Linked DNA regions of Mus musculus: region 2 is linked to region 1. A link is a loop called in an ENCODE intact Hi-C map of the cell type or tissue named here. Cell type or tissue: heart. All regions are shown on one strand.

Region 1 (8,000 bases):
TCAAAACAGCACACGTTTTACAATGAGACATAAGCGGGGAGGTCAGAGGCCAACAGCATCCATAAAATACAGTAAGGGCGGTGGGTGGGGCAGGTTATACAGGGAGTAAGGGCGGTGGGTGGGGCAGGTTATACAGGGAGTAAGGGCAATAGGTGGGACAGGTTACACAGAGAGCAAGGGCAGTGAGTGGGGTAGGTTATACAGGGCTTCACGCAGTGCACAGAATGGTGCTTGGGATTCACCTAAAAGCCACAGGGATGGCGAGGGTGACTGTCTGATGGAGACTTCACAAGCTGCACAGAGAATAAGCCCAGAGAACAAACGGTGACTGGGACTGGGAGAAGCACAGGAGATGCGGAGGTGACTGCACATGGGGCACACTGTGGGGTGACAGTGAAGGACTCCCTCTAAGGAGCTGAAGGAAGGGGATCAATGTCACCCTCCTAACTTGGGTCTTAGCAACGTGACGATGGACACTGAGAGGGAGTGTTATGGGGAGGAGAGGGAGATCCAAAATTGGATGAACGATCCATAATTCTATTCTGGAGGTGAAACATTGGGGTGGACATGCCAAGGAGGCCACTGACAGGTCTATTATATGGACCAGAGCTCTCAACAGCAGCCTCAGGTCCATCACTAACCCTGCAAAAATGGGTCAGCTCAAAATCTGAATGGCTGATAGTGTGCTAGTCGCTTTCTTCAGTTTGCTTCTATTTCCTCCCACCAAAGGAAGCAAGGGTTACCTGAGAGCGAGGAGCAAGGGAAAGGTATGGATACTTGAGAGAAAACTGAAAAGGTGTGAAGTCATTATTCAGAGGAGGGAAGGGACCTATAGAATAGTACAGGGAGAGAGCAACATGGGAGGGACCTGAGAAGTCCAAAAGCCACGCAAGAGAGACTGCTGTGTCTGGCCTCTTGCTGCACAGGTGGTCTCGGGACCGGAACACCAGGTGAGCACGTGAGCTTGCACTCGGTGTCACCTGCAGCGTTGGCACACTTACCACTTCCTCTGAGAATGTGTGTCTTCTTACAAATTTCGATAAATTTGTGTCAAGAGAGTCCTCTAAGATCTTTAACAGGCTTTCCAACATATTTGACTGGATGTGGATCAAGATCTGAATAAAAACCAGAGAAGACTGAGCTGGCATTTCAATGCTGAGGTACGCCTGAGCTGACAGGCACCCCTTTTAAATACTATTCCCTAATTCGTTAGCATATACATGTTTTTTAAGTGCTTTGCATGTACACTCATCAGCCAAAATGTACTTTAATATAGATAATGACATCGCCATAGTGGGACTAGAGAGGAAGCTCATATCAGAGGTGCTTCATACACCAGTCTTGAGTTTGATTCCTGAATTCCACAAAAGAAAACACACACACACACACACACACACACACACACACACACACACAAGAAAACAAAATAAATACCCCAACTTTAAACCCTGGCTGATGTCTCAGTGAAGCCTACTTACACTGTACCCATTAAAGACCCTTCAAAACTAGGCACCAAGTTTTCAAAATGACATTGCTAACGAATTCCTATCAGCCCGACACACACAGCACATGGAAAAGCAAGGCTCATTTCACCTGTAATTATCAGTACTCACTAGGACAATGTGAGACACAGGAGAAAAGGTTTTAAAAATGAGAATAACTGAGAATTCATCAACCAATGTTAATCACTGTTTATAATTTGATGTTATCTTCAAAATGTATTTTCTGTAAAATTGGATCTTTCCTTTGTCAGCTACTAAATAATGTGTAACACAAGAAATAATTGGAAAAAAACATCATATTGAATGAATGCATAGCAATTAATCATGGAAATAAACCATGTTGTTTTATATGACTGATGTGTACATTAAAATAAAAACCTGGCAATTTCTTGGACTTGATGAAATTATTAAAGCAAAAGGAATAACCGCTTTTGAAGCCGGGGTCCTTGTGAGAGGCAGTGTTACCCTTCCACCCTACACTAGCCATTTTGTTTCCCCCTTCTTCAGTCTTGCCTGTGTGCTGGGATATTTGCATCTTTACTGTCGTAACAGAACCGATGCTTCAGAAGGGGGGAAGCTCATTCACTCCAAGTGCTGGAGGTGCAGGCCATGGAGCTAGCCTGAGCTCGGCTCGGGAAGGTGCTGGAGGTGCAGGCCATGGAGCTAGTCTGAGCTCGGCTCGGGAAGGTGCTGGAGGTGCAGGCCATGGAGCTAGCCTGAGCTCGGCTCGGGAAGGTGCTGGAGTGCAGGCCATGGAGCTAGCCTGAGCTCGGCTCGGGAAGGTGCTGGAGGTGCAGGCCATGGAGCTAGCCTGAGCTCGGCTCGGGAAGGTGCTGGAGTGCAGGCCATGGAGCTAGCCTGAGCTCGGCTCGGGAAGGTGCTGGAGGTGCAGGCCATGGAGCTAGCCTGAGCTCGGCTCGGGAAGGTGCTGGAGGTTCAGGCCATGGAGCTAGCCTGAGCTCGGCTCGGGAAGGTGCTGGAGGTGCAGGCCATGGAGCTAGCCTGAGCTCGGCTCGGGAAGGTGTTCAAGCCCGTATAGGGCAGATGGTGGGGCCTGGCAAGGCTTCCTCCCTCCTGAGAGCACACCCCTGTGACCTCGGTGCCACCCTCTAAATATCTCACACATGTATATAATGACTCTTGGCCACGTCGAGCCTTCCATTCCCTTCTCCCCTACCACTCCCTCTGGAACCCTGCCTCTTCCCAACACGCCTTTCTACAAGTATGTGGCTTATATAATATGTCACTGGCTACACTTCCTCAAGAGAAGAGCCTCTGCCTCTTCCAAACACCATTAACTGCCAACCGCTCCTCACATAAGGAGGGAGCCTCATGTAGGCGCTGCCTCTTAGAGGTCTCCTACCTCATTCCCACCACAGTAAGGGTCAAGCCTCCAATAAACAGACTCCTGAGAGACAGAAGCAAACCTCAAGCCAAGCAGCTCATCGGGGGAGGGCTATTTTGGTCCCCAAGAACTTCACGGTATTAAAGGCCTAACCTGTCTTAGCACACACACGAGTGCAGTGGGCAGGCTAGCCACTTGTCAGCACCTCTGCAAGGTAAACTGTCTTCCAAATGAGTCTCTAAAGTCGTGTGCCAGCTTTCTGGAGAGATGATAGATATCCAAATGCAATCACAGAGTGCCCCACCCTGGCCTCGCGGCTTTCAGATGTATCTGCAGTGGGAACTCATCTGTGATGTCAAGTGGCATTGCTCAGAAGGCCTGTGGTTCTCTTGAGACTGACAGGGGAGTGAACATGCGTGTGTCCCGATGAGATCATAGGCTAAATTAATGCAGGATGTGGCAAGTACCAGCTGGGAAAATAAGGAACCAGGCCCTCTGGGTCATAGAGGCAGCAGATGCAAGTCAGATATAAAATTCTGTTGGGGGTGGGTGGGTTATGTAAGTTCAAACTCTAATTCAGGGATTAGAAGCAACATATTGTAATATAACACACCCATTTTTAAAACAGACCAAACAAAAGAGAGCCCCCATCTGTATTTGCTGATACTGACTGCGCTCTCTCTGGACAGCCTTTTGTCAGGCTAACAAACTGTTTACAGATTCCAAGGAGGTGACAACCTTGGGAAAGCTGAGGCCAGTTTGTCATTCAAAAGAGCAAGCCAAGCCTCCCCAGTGAATGTCAGCTGTCTCTTCCTTATCAACCCAGGAGGATGGTGAAGCAGGTTTATAATGCAACATGAGGAACTCAGATTGGACATCTGGAGTTTCCAAGTGGGATTTCTTAAAGATTAAGAGCGTTTTAATAAAGCTTCCCGAGAGTAGAGAATTCCTTGACTGCATTCACACAGAGGATAGATGGAAGTTTACATCAATTCAAGTTCCTTATGTGTGGTCCTTAACCACACATGCCGATGCTACTCCCATGCTGCCGATGCTACTCCCACGCCGGCCGGCGGCTTTCCTCCACATCAGAGGGCAGATGCTGCTTTGCATGTGCAGACTCCAACCCAAGGCTTGACTTTTGTGATGGTTTGTGTATGCTCGGCCCAGGGAGTGGCACTATTAGGAGGTGTGGCCTTGTTGGAGTGGGTGTGTCATTGTGGGTGTGGGCTTTAAGACCCTCATCCTAGCTGCCTGGAAGCCAGTATTCTCCTAGCAGCCTTTAGATGAAGATGTAGAACTCTCAGCTCCTCCTGCACCATGCCTGCCTGGATGCTGCCATGTTCTTGCCTTGATGATAATGGACTGAACCTCTGAACCTGTAAGCCAGCGCTAGCTAAATGTTATCCTTTATAAGACTTGCCTTGGTCATGGTGTCTGTTTACAGCAGTAAAACCCTAACTAAGACATTTCTTCTCCCTCTCAGCAGGCTTAAGGTATATTCCTACCAAAACACTGTCTGACTGTGAAAAAGTTAATTACTATGTTTTTGTTAACAACTGCAAGAGACAGGTATGAACAGCAGCTGAAACCCACAGAATGGGCCACCTGTAGCGGATCATGCTAGTCAGTCCCATGATCTTTCCACGACTGCCAGATGTAGTGAGTGAGTCCCAGGCCCGGATGACAGACACAGCCTTCCTAGTTTCATAGTCTCACCTTTCTGGAGAAGTGAAAGACCCTGGGCTTTACAGTCTGCTGTCTACTTAACTGTGGGAACCTGGCGACACAGGTCAGAAGAGGACATCGGATCCCCCTAGAGCTGGAGCTACCCTGGGGGTACTAGGAGTCAAATGTGGAGCCCATGATAGAGCTACAAGTGTGCTTAATCAATGAGCCATCTCAAACTCTTCAAGTTCCAACTCTCAACATCTGCGGTCTCCTAAAGCAATCCAGGGGCTAGGCTGAAGAATACACTCTCAGACTAGAAACAAACAGGGAGGCTCCCGGGCGATCTGTGCCAGCTACAGCCATGCAGTGGGTGCCTGGAGACAGGCTGGCTGCGGAGCTGAAGTGGAGCCCCAGGAGCTGGAGAGAGTGAAGGAGGCCTCTGGGGTTCAGACTGAAACATGCCCTGCTGGCTGACCTCTGCAGGCACTGGGAATACACATGATGCACACAGAGAAGAAATAAAACAAGAAAAAGTCGGGAGCTTGCCTTACACAACTCCGCACAGCACACACGTACTCAACACTCAGGCAAGGATCAACTGGGCCGGCCGGCTGGAGGATGCACTCTCTGTAATGGCAAAGCAGTCCTCATTTCCAGTGGCTCAAAATGCCTTAGTTGATTCCCTGTTCTAAAACCAGGGATAGTGACAGTTTGCTCCCAGAGTTCTGGGAGAAAAATTGTCATTTCCTGCTCAAATGTTTCATGTCTTTGCTGGATGAGTACAGTCCCTAATAAGGCCCCACACAGGTGGCACAGAAGCCCAGATAAGCCACTGGGTAGATGTCCCTCATCAGGCTGATAGTGTGACAGGAATTAAATAGATAATGTCTCCTCCATGCCTACTGACTGCACAGCAAGCAAACTAGCATACCAGTCACAGGCGTGCCACGAGTTAGCTGTCACAGACGGGATGCAATTAGCACAGGCTTCATCCAGGGCCTGGGAAAGAACTGTGTAGGTCCAGCCATGCCTTCTTAATCTACAGCCTTCTCACATGTGTCTCACACGTTCAACGCGCGCACACACGCACGCACACACACACACGCACACACACACACACACACACACGCGCACACACACGCACACGCACACACGCACACACACACATACACACAAACACAGGCACACATACACACACACACGCACGCACACACACACACACGCACGCACACACACACACACAAACACAGGCACACGCACACACGCACACACACACATACACACAAACACAGGCACACATACACACAAACACACACACACACACAAACACAGGCACACACACACAAACACACATGCACTCACACACACACCCTTCATAAACTCCTGGAAGCCCTGTGGTGATGACTTCTGTCACAGGAGTGGTTCTTCCCAGAATGGAGCTTGGTAAACGACTATTGTTCTGACCAGAATGACGACACTGGGCAATCAGGTCACTGCACAGACAAAAACAGTAGGTATTTGACCACATCTCAACTCACCAACTATAAGGAAATCACTTACATTTAAGTTAATACACACTATGCTTTCTGGATTCACGATTTGAGAAAAAATGGACACAGCGTTTTTCAACTGGTTCTGGAAAGAAAAATGACAAAAAGTCATACTCCAAAGCATACACTGTCACTCTGTCCCCTGCAGGTCACCTAAGAAAGCAGGGGCTCCTACACACGGGCCTCATGGGTTTAAACTAACAATGGGAGTTTTGTAATAATCAAAATTAAACAAACACTATAGAGTTTTACCCAGCGACATGGCGCCCTATATTTTAGCAGTCTCTCTGAGCCTACGTTTTAAGATGGAGGCATTAAACTGGCATTCTCCCTTCTCCTACTGGAGCCAGCTCTGAAGAAAACAAAGCAAGCCTCATCATTGGTATAATGAGAACAGTGATGCTTCAAATCCCTGAAGAAGCGGCACACTGTCAGAACCCTTGGAGGTGGAGCTCAGCAAGGCTGAGGAAGACGCAGGCAGAGGACCTGCACGTTACAGAAAGGGACTCCACCAGTACAACCTAAACTCCATGACCTAAGTGCCTTCCCACAGTGACTGGGACTTTGCGACTTGTAAGGGGCAAATACGGATCCCTAAGGAGGCACAGATGGGAGGAGGAGCAGGTTCATGGCTAAGTTGTATTTGTGGGAGGCAGCAGAGAGGTAGCCACAGATCAGGAAAACAAGTGTGGGCATCACCAGCAGGACCACAGGTTACAGTGCGGAGTTGTTACACAAAGGAAAGGCTGCCTGTCTACACTAGGACTCCCGTGTTTCTGTCCCACGGATGTCACTTCCCTGCCAATGGTTTCTAAAAGATATTCAGTTTTGAGTGATGAGTAATCAAAAGAGAACCAGAGAAAGGACCGTGTAAAGAAAGAGTTTTGAAAGTAGAAGAGGGAAAAAGGACATAGCAAACAAACCGAGAGAATAATCAGTGGAGGGGACTCCAGGAAGAGGCTGTGCTCATGGAGACAGAGGACAAAATGAGGAACAAGAACAAGTTCACGTCTGTCAGCCGTAAAATGAAATTGGGCAGACTTCACAGCAGCGGGCAAGATGTGTAACAGAAGACCAGGGCTCAAAAATAAAACAAAAAACTCAAGGAAAGCAAGGGCCATCTCAAAATGCTAAGTCTGGCAAAACTGCAATAAAACAACTTAAGCCACCGAGAACTCAGGTTCTGTAGTTTGTTTGAAGAACTCCACATATAGACACGTTGCAGGCAAAGCAGAGAGAGCTGGGAGAACAGCACGCCATGGTAACTAACGGCAATAAAACAGCTGGTCCTACAGCTGGGACCACAGAACAGTGTGGGAGGAGAACTACTCACCTGGGAAGGAAGGAATCGCTACACAACGGCACAGAAGAGCACGATTTCAAAGGTCCATCTCTTCGCCTCTATTTCCTCCTTAAAGCCACTCTATTTCCTCCTTAAAGCCAATAAACTGGGCATATTTACAAGAAAAGCAAATACCAATAAAGGTATTGTAGCCACTAAAATTCCATGAAGGAGATGAAGAAAGAAAACACGTCAACTTCACCATCAGCAGCTGCTGTCACAGGAATTAGATTGAGAAAACTAAGTAACAACATGGCTTTGGAGTGGCCAGCAGAGAAGACATGGGACAGGGAAGACCTGCAACGGTGACCTGAGGCAAGCTGAGGCTGTGCTAAGCCTCGTTCAGAGCAGCATTTCCACCCAACTTGCCAAAATTCAAGGTAAAAGGTAAGGTGTACATGGTTTCTCAGGGCCTTTGAGTTAGTGAGGCAGAGTAGCTAGTAAGGACATACAGGGGACACAAGAGAGAGCCTCCCACCAAGTTGCCTCCCTGGCTGACACCCAGTTATCTACAATCTGAGCAAACCACCTACAGAAAAACACTGTACTCCGTCCAGAGAATCAGTACAAGGCACTGCCCTTCTTCCAGC
Region 2 (8,000 bases), 600 kb before region 1:
AGAGCAGTGAATAAGACAAAGAAGTAGGGTACTGCTGTGACAAGCCTGACTGTGCTAGTTGTTGGTAGAATGTGGACTTTGGGCTTTGAATTAAGAAAGCAGTTGAACACTTTTAAACAGGGCTTAATGGGCCATACTGGTTGGAAAGTGGAAAACAGTACAGAGGGTGATTTGAACTGTGGGGGACCAGCTCAAGAAATTCCAGAGAGGAGTAAGTGGCCTAGAGACTATAGTTTGGCAAAAATGGTGGCTGTTTTTTGCCCTGTCCTAAAAGTCTGCTTGAGACTAAATTGAAAACTTTTGGATTAATTGCATTGGCACAGATTTCAGGACAGCCTAGAATATTGACTCTATTGTGTGGCTATTAATGATCGAAGAGATCATCTGCATATCTATAATGAAAACAAACGAGCTGAGCAAGGAAGCCGACCAAGCCTTCAATGTGAGAAGCATCAGGAGCTTGGCCAGGCCCAGTGTTTATCTAGGAGATGAAAAGTTTAAGGAGAACCTGATACTAACTGGGATAAAGGGAGTGTTGACCTCAAGGCAAGACCCCAGCCAGCTAAACTTCCAACTTGTGAAAAGTCAATCTCCTTCCTCTGCTTGACTGTCCTAACATCTATCATCTATTAAAAGGGACACAAAGGCACAAAGTCAATTGCTAAATTATATATTACATGTTTATTAGGAATACAACTTTTATGTAATATTTACATGTTATGAAAAAAATCAAAAATATTTACAAAATTTTGGAAGATAGATGTGCTCTAATTACAACCCAAAGTAGTAAATAACGATCCTTAAAAGCTCACATGTGTTAAGAGTTCTGTGTTTACAAATTCTTAGTTAAAGAAGCAGCTACAAAGTTATCACTGTACACAAGCAAGAACCAGCTTGCTAGATAAGATAGTCTCCCACTGAATCTACTGGGCCTCTTTTTTTAAATTTTTTTTAACATTAGTGAATTTTTAAATGGAAAAAAGAATCACTATAAACTCATATGGCTTTAAAATTGTAACCTGTACCCAATATAAACTTGCATGTTGACACTCAGTATAAAGGCTATGGGGATTAAGAAAGTGCACAAGGTTAACCATTCCAAGCAGTTTAACATCTCAAGGTAACACCTGATTAAAAACAGACATTGCAGCAGTGTCAAACTTCAAATACTAAAGCATCAACTGCCCAATAAAAGCAGATTTAGTCAGATTTTAGTAAGTGTAATTGTAACTGGCATTTTAAAGAACATAAGAGTTAGAAATTCTAATTTTGCTAGTTAGTAAAGATCAAATTGTCTTATGTCTACCTAAGTCAAACCTAAATTTAGAATTGGAGTAACACTGACTATAAAATGCTCATTTTGTATTACATACTGTGAAAAGGAATAGATTTCTGCTGTGTTTAGTATAGCAAGACGTTATATTAATGTCTAGTAATAGGGATATTATTTTCTGTAAAGCTTAACAAAATTAACAAAATTAGTGTTTTATATAATGGTTTACCAGATATAACACAAGCTATCATTTCCATGAAAAATGAAAAAGACGTTGGTATTTATCATAAATTCCCATTTGTAAATTATGAAACTTTGTCTAAAACATATATTTCTTTTGTTAATCGGAATTTGCTAGAAAGCTACTACTCTGTATGAACAGTTCATTTTCAGAATCTCTTAATCCAATCCTTCACCACTTCACATACTTGACCTATTTTTACCATATGGGAATCTGACAACTTTCTAATTGTTAAAATAAAACAAGTGACAGTACTTCTCTCACTGCTAAAATGAATCTTTTCAAAAAATTATTTATAAAATGCTAGGAAACTTGTGTTTACAACACAATAATGTGTAAATTCTCTTTGATAAGTAGGGTCAAGGGAAATGCTAAATTACAGTTAAAATACCAGTTACCAATTTATCACCACAGTTTCAGAGCTTGTCTGCTTCACGCATTTATAATGAGGTCAATGTTGAATATCTAAAGGTAATTTTATTCCCAGTAAACATATTCCATTAGGCTGATTTGTTTTTCTAGTGGCTACGGTACATCACTAAAGAAATGAGACAGGATTTTTAAGTATAAATTATCTTTTAGTTATTTTGAATTTTCTTCTCAATTACAAGCCAAAAGTATTTTAAAAATTGCAAATATCTTTTAAATATGCTTGAGCACTGTATGAATCTGAATACAAGATCCAGAGTGAGGAGAAAGTGAGGCACATTAATTAACACAAACTAGAGAGGCACATTTCTGGTTTTTGTTATTGTTTTAAAAGGCACACATTATGTAGTCCATATAAAAATAAATTAAATCTACAGCATTAATTCATCAAAACAATCACAACTTCTATAAAGTTAATTAACGCAGAAGTAAGTTGTTCTGCAGTCCTTTGTAAGCTTATTTTAAACACATTGCACTTGAGAATCTCAAAGATCATATAAAACACCATTTACACTTTATTAATATGCTTATGAGAATAAAATTATAGGGATGGTTTTTGTTTGCATACAACTTGGACTCTGGTCTGATTTCCTTATGGCACATAACTCAATTAGATTGAGCTCTGAGTTAACATTCAAAGCCTAAAAATTCACGTTCTGTTTATATTTATTCAACATAAAACTTACGAAACTTCAAAGGTAACTCTGAGTCTAAATACTTATGGAAAGCTAAATAACTTCTGTGCTTGCTCTCCTGAAATGTTAGGCTTGTTACTACATTCTAACCTTTTTAAGAACACAGACACTGAAGATAATAGACTTCATTTTAGTGACAATTTGAATTAATGTGCTTCCAGAATATTGCATTTGATCATTTACTGTGTACAAGGTCATTTCAGTGCTATTTCTTTCAATGACACTTTGAAAGTGCAAGTTAATGTTTGTAGTCAGCTTTCAAAGAGCAAATTTGAAAGACATCATACAAGTAAAAATAGTGTTTGGAAGGAACAGGCGAGGCAGAGTGGCAGGTGCACACTATTCCCTTGAGAAAACCGCATTCGGGGTCCATCAACAATCTGCCAAGTATCGTCCTAAAAAACACCAAGCAGACCATTAATTACAATTTCAAATATACTCAAATGGCCACAATGCTTTTTGTGGTTACAGACACCGAACTCTAGTTCCAGCCTGTCACTGACAAGTCATTATAATCATATCTATGCTGATAACAGAAAACACTCTATCAAGACTGCCTCTACCTGACAACTTGTGTGTGTGTGCATGTCTGTGTAAGGTGGAGGGGGGGAATATTCCATGCTTTTAAATTATAAACTGCTAGAGCACCAGTGTTCTCCATGTTCCCACACTTACTTACCAGTGGCAAAGCGCTTCTTTACTAAGGAAAGTCTATAGCCAGTACCCACAAGCTCAATATCCACTCCTGAGAGCGTATTGCCCTCACTGAGGAATTGCACTGCCAGTGTTGTAGGTTTGCTGGGTCCTTCTGAAAGATCAAATTTTGCTCTGAGGGATCCAGAACCTGCAAAGAAAAGAAGAAAGACCTCATAATGGATAAAATACACTGCACACCAAATAAAGCTAAATGAGCATCTAAGCCAACGGTTCTCAACCTCCCTATGCTTCAACCCTTTAACATGGTGCCCTCATGTTGTGGTGACCCCCAACCATAAAGTTACCTTTGTTGCTACTGTTATAAATCATAATATAAATATCTGATATACAACCTCTAGATGGGTCTCAACCCACACATAGGTTGAGAACCACTGGTCTAAGCTAAACTTACTAAGCCAATGGTAAATTCTTAAGATGCATGTAGTAAACAAACCATTGTCCTGTTTGAAATCAAATCTTATTCAGTGAGCCGGAATTTGCACTATATAATCTTTTTTTCCCCAGTTAAATGTAGAAGCGCTGTCTGCATGTACACCTACATGCCAGAAGAGGGCATCAGATCCCTTTATAGATGGTCATGAGCCACCGTGTGGTTGCTGAGAAGTAAGCTCAGTTAACTGCTGAGCCATCTCACCAGTCCCCACTAAGAAGTCTTCATCTATCCTTTTCCTAACAGTAATGTTCAAAGATGGATACTACTTAGATAGATGCCTGTGATTCATTCATGTTAAAGTGAGTCAACAAAGATGAAGGAAGGCACAGAGGACAGCACACAGGAAACGCTGGGACTGGGGGGTCCACGTTGGGGACAGACTCAGGACAAGACAAAGTAAAGAGAAGTGAGTGCTGAATACCAGACCATGCAGTCCAGGGGGATGAAAGGGAGGGATGGGAGGACGGCATCAGCCTCACTATTCCATACTCGTCTTTACTTATTAGCACCATGCTCTCTCTCACCAACCGAGCTAAATGGATGGTCACATCTTTTTAAATTTTACTCATACAACATTACCCCTTAGGTATACTGTAAGTCTTTCTTTCAGATATAGTCATTTGTTCAATGCATCCTGTAGGAGGTGGTTCTGATGTTTTCATCAAGAATCTGTTCATTGATCAATAAAGATTCTAGCAGCCAATGAGCTGGGCACACACGCAAGTTTTCCACTGGCAGGCTAGCAGACACAGGAGAGAGGACTAGAGAGTCACCATGCTTTGGAGGGAAAACAGACACCAGCCATGTGAGATCTGCAGTGGAATGGCCATTGGCTGCTTCCCTGACTGGGCCTGCGGTAGCAGGAAGGAGTTTAGGAAGGCAACTAAGGGCAGATTTAAGGTGCTGAGCTGGGAGTGAAAGGAAGGGTGCGATAGCTGAGAGAAGCTTAAAAGAGCCCGGCCACTGAGCTGAAGTATATATAAAAAAGCTAGTGTGTGTGAGTGTGTGTGTGTGTGTGTGTGTGTGTGTGTGTGTGTGTGTGTCCCAAGGATCCAAGGGAACCTGGCAGGGCAGGTAGTGCGGTCCACGTGGAGCGTAAGGCAAGGTAGTAGGAACTACACACTATAGTATCCCATTCTGATTACAGTACAAGTAGGCACTCAGTGACACTAATGAATCTGATAAATGGTGTCTGAAAACACACGTTTCTACTGAACATTATATACCGCTGGGCATGCCGGGGTGCACTTTAGGCAGAACAAGGCACCGGGATGGAGAGAAACCTGTGAGAACAGACTTAAGAGAACCACACCTATACCACAGTATCTGGAGAACAGGACAAAGTGGGGAACACTTGCAGATGAGACTAGAATAGTAGCGAGGACCAGGCCACAATCAAAAGTTATGACATAACAAAGGTAACACCCAAGGGAAGACAATCTCAGACTAATGTCCTAGAAGAGAGGGGAGGCGATAGATGCAAAGTAAGGAGACCAACTGCAAGGCAATACAACATTTTATCAAGGCTCTAGGTGACAGGAAAGAGGGTCTGCAGTAGGGCCAAGGCAAAGAACACACTATTTAAAAGGAAAGAAAGGAGAAGTCTAGAAGGGTTTCTAACCTCATTTAACTTGGGTTAGGAAAAGGTTTCTCAACCAGAGTGCCATGATCCCATTGAGAGTCAAACAACTTCTCACAGGGGTCGACTATCAGACACCCTGTGTATCAGATATTTACATTATGATTCATAACAGTAGAAAAATTACAGTTATGAAGTAGCAATGAAAATAATTTTATGGTTGGGGGTCATTACAACATGAAGAAATGTATTAAAAGGTCTCAGCATTAGGAAGGTTGTTCGGGGAAGTAGACAGACTTGCTCAGTAGCAGCAGTAAGACATTTTAATCCCCCTATATAAAGTTCAACACCACAGAGAACTAGGGAATAAAGTATTGTAACTGGTCTGCCCTCCACTCTCATGCCTGGTGATGCACATCACAGTGCAGAATGTTTAACCATTATCCACAAGGCTCTGCAAGTCGTACACTTGATCAATAACTTAGCTTTGTAAAGCCGCGCGGCCAGCGCCTTCGAGGAGCAGCCCCACCCCCACCCCCACCCCCCTTAAGCTTTACAACTGTCTCCTGCTCCTGTCCTGGGCACTGAGATAAAAGAGAAACTTTGTTACAGGGTTTGAATCTAGGTCTTTCTTTGTAAAGGTTTAACTGACAACATCAAAATCACATATATAAAATTCTCCCATTTCCTCACATAGGACTTTTTTATACCTGAATAACAGTAGGAAAAGTACTAAATACGTGAAGAGAATACATGAATCTTGTTTTTGAGAGAACAAATTCCTTTTCTGGTGTATTTACAATTATCACATGCCTTTTAAATAGAGGAACAAGACATTCTCTTTTCCTTGCTGGTTGGCTGTAAGCCTAATACACAGGATTTCTGATTTACTTTCAGTCTAAGTTAAAAATTTCAGTGTGGTTTACAAAAAATTCTATGGTAGGAGAGAAGTCACTGAAGCTACTGACTAAAATGCTACCTGTAAGTACTGAACAACAGAAGGAACTTCAGACCAGCTTGGTTATCTCTCTAGAGCAAATCTGATCCTGCATAAGAGATATAAATAAAGAGACAATCCAGAGTTGCTGATGGTCCTTTGTATAGAAATACTAAAGAAGAAAAACCACTGATATTCTCAAAATATTCAAAATGAAAAAGCTGAACAAAACTGGAAGAGCTAAAGCAGTTGCTCAGTAAGAAGAATGAGTGGAGGCTAACTAAGAAGATGGGCTCTCTCTTACTAAGAGAGACCAGGATTACCTCATTATAGGGAGCTGGTTGTCATGGAAACTGTACACTAGTTTTAAAGATACAATCTGAGAGGAGATACTGGAGTGATAACTAGCCATATGGTGAACACAGACAGATGCAGTCAGTAGGAGACAATAAACTTGTTTCTCCTTAAAACTGCCACACAGCACTGAAGATTAATGTTAACTCCAAAGGAATGAACAGAAAGGCTCCCTCAGCAAGACAGACAGACAGACAAGCATTCTGTCAAAGTCATGTTTCTATGTAACTGCAGAGGGGAAAGCAAAGGCACCCCACTATCAGAATAAGCTCAATCACTTGCAATTATCTGAGCTATCTATGGGGAGAGTTCTGTTCTGTTCTGTTTTTTTAATTCTATTACTAAGCATTTCTCTTATGTAACTAGAAGCATTTATCTTGCAGTTATACAATTATGTTATTTTTCTTACAGAGAAGAATAAAAACTGATCTGAATCTCTGCTTGTACATTCTTATGTAGGGTATTAACTTCCACCTAGTGGTCAGTTCTAGAATTGAAACATGAAAATCCAAGAGGAAACTTTCCAGTGAATAAGCCTTAAAAAAAAAAGAAAAGAAAATCAAAAACAAGAACAAAAACCGAAGGCAAGATAAGATGTCTCAGCAATGCCTTACCAAGCCTCAAAACCTGAGTTCCATCCTCAGGACCCACAAAGTGGAAGAAAGAGGACTGACTACTGCAAGCTGTCCTGTGATCACACCTGCATGCACTCATACACATAATAAGTAAAGGTAGAAAAAACGGCCGGGGGCGGGGCAGCAGAGTCACAGAGGGAACACACCCTTACCTCCACTGTCTGATTTCTCCGAAATCCCAGATAATTTCCAAAAAGCTTTCATTTGCTCTGCATTCCTGTAATAAGAACAAGTATCTTCAAATTCAGTCTCTTATGTATCTAATACATGAATGGACACTCAATAAATGCACCTCAAATATTTTTATTGTAAAAACTATAGTATCTGTTCGGAAAAGGATGTAGAACTCTCTCCTCCTTCTCCAGTGCCATGCCTACCTGGAGGGCTGCCTTGATGATATGGACTGAACCTCTGAACCTGTAAGCCAGCCCTAATTTAATGTTGTCCTTTAGGAGTTGCCTTGGTCATGGCGTCTGTTCACAGCAATGGAAGCCTTAACTAGGATACTGTTCTTTAAATTCTATGCAGTCATAGCAACGGGCCTGCCACTGGCACGTGCAGGAGTTGGAGGATCTCCTCTACCTGGGTCCTCAGGTTTACTAAGGTCATCAGGTTTGCATGGCAATCACTTAACGCACTCACTATGCCACCTCAGCAGCCCAATTGTTAACTTAAGAGCTTAGAACTGTTGCAGCTGGAGACAAACA

The links. Peaks named below come from ENCODE experiments on the same cell type or tissue, not always from the same donor. Only the 100,000 strongest peaks of a DNase experiment are listed, where the experiment ranks them.
Region 2: it touches region 1 in a loop (2.5-fold over the local background); 3 of 42 quality-filtered maps call a loop at or near these places.

What each region holds. Positions count from the first base shown.
Region 1 is chr13:99,320,560-99,328,559 of GRCm38, forward strand. It overlaps Ptcd2 (pentatricopeptide repeat domain 2), which reads right to left. Exons shown (of 10, transcript NM_026873.2): 8 at 6,079-6,153; 9 at 1,002-1,115. Among named protein-coding and RNA genes, the nearest start is that of Ptcd2, 20 kb to the right of the region's middle. In heart, no CTCF peak of the experiment used is centred here; DNase peaks (open chromatin) are centred at 2,572 and 3,272.
Region 2 is chr13:98,722,744-98,730,743 of GRCm38, forward strand. It overlaps Fcho2 (FCH domain only 2), which reads right to left. Exons shown (of 26, transcript NM_172591.3): 24 at 7,446-7,510; 25 at 3,318-3,482; 26 at 663-3,033. The coding sequence ends at 3,011. Among named protein-coding and RNA genes, the nearest start is that of Gm9465, 8.5 kb to the left of the region's middle. In heart, CTCF peaks have their summits at 3,901 (motif pointing right) and 7,125 (motif pointing left); no DNase peak of the experiment used is centred here.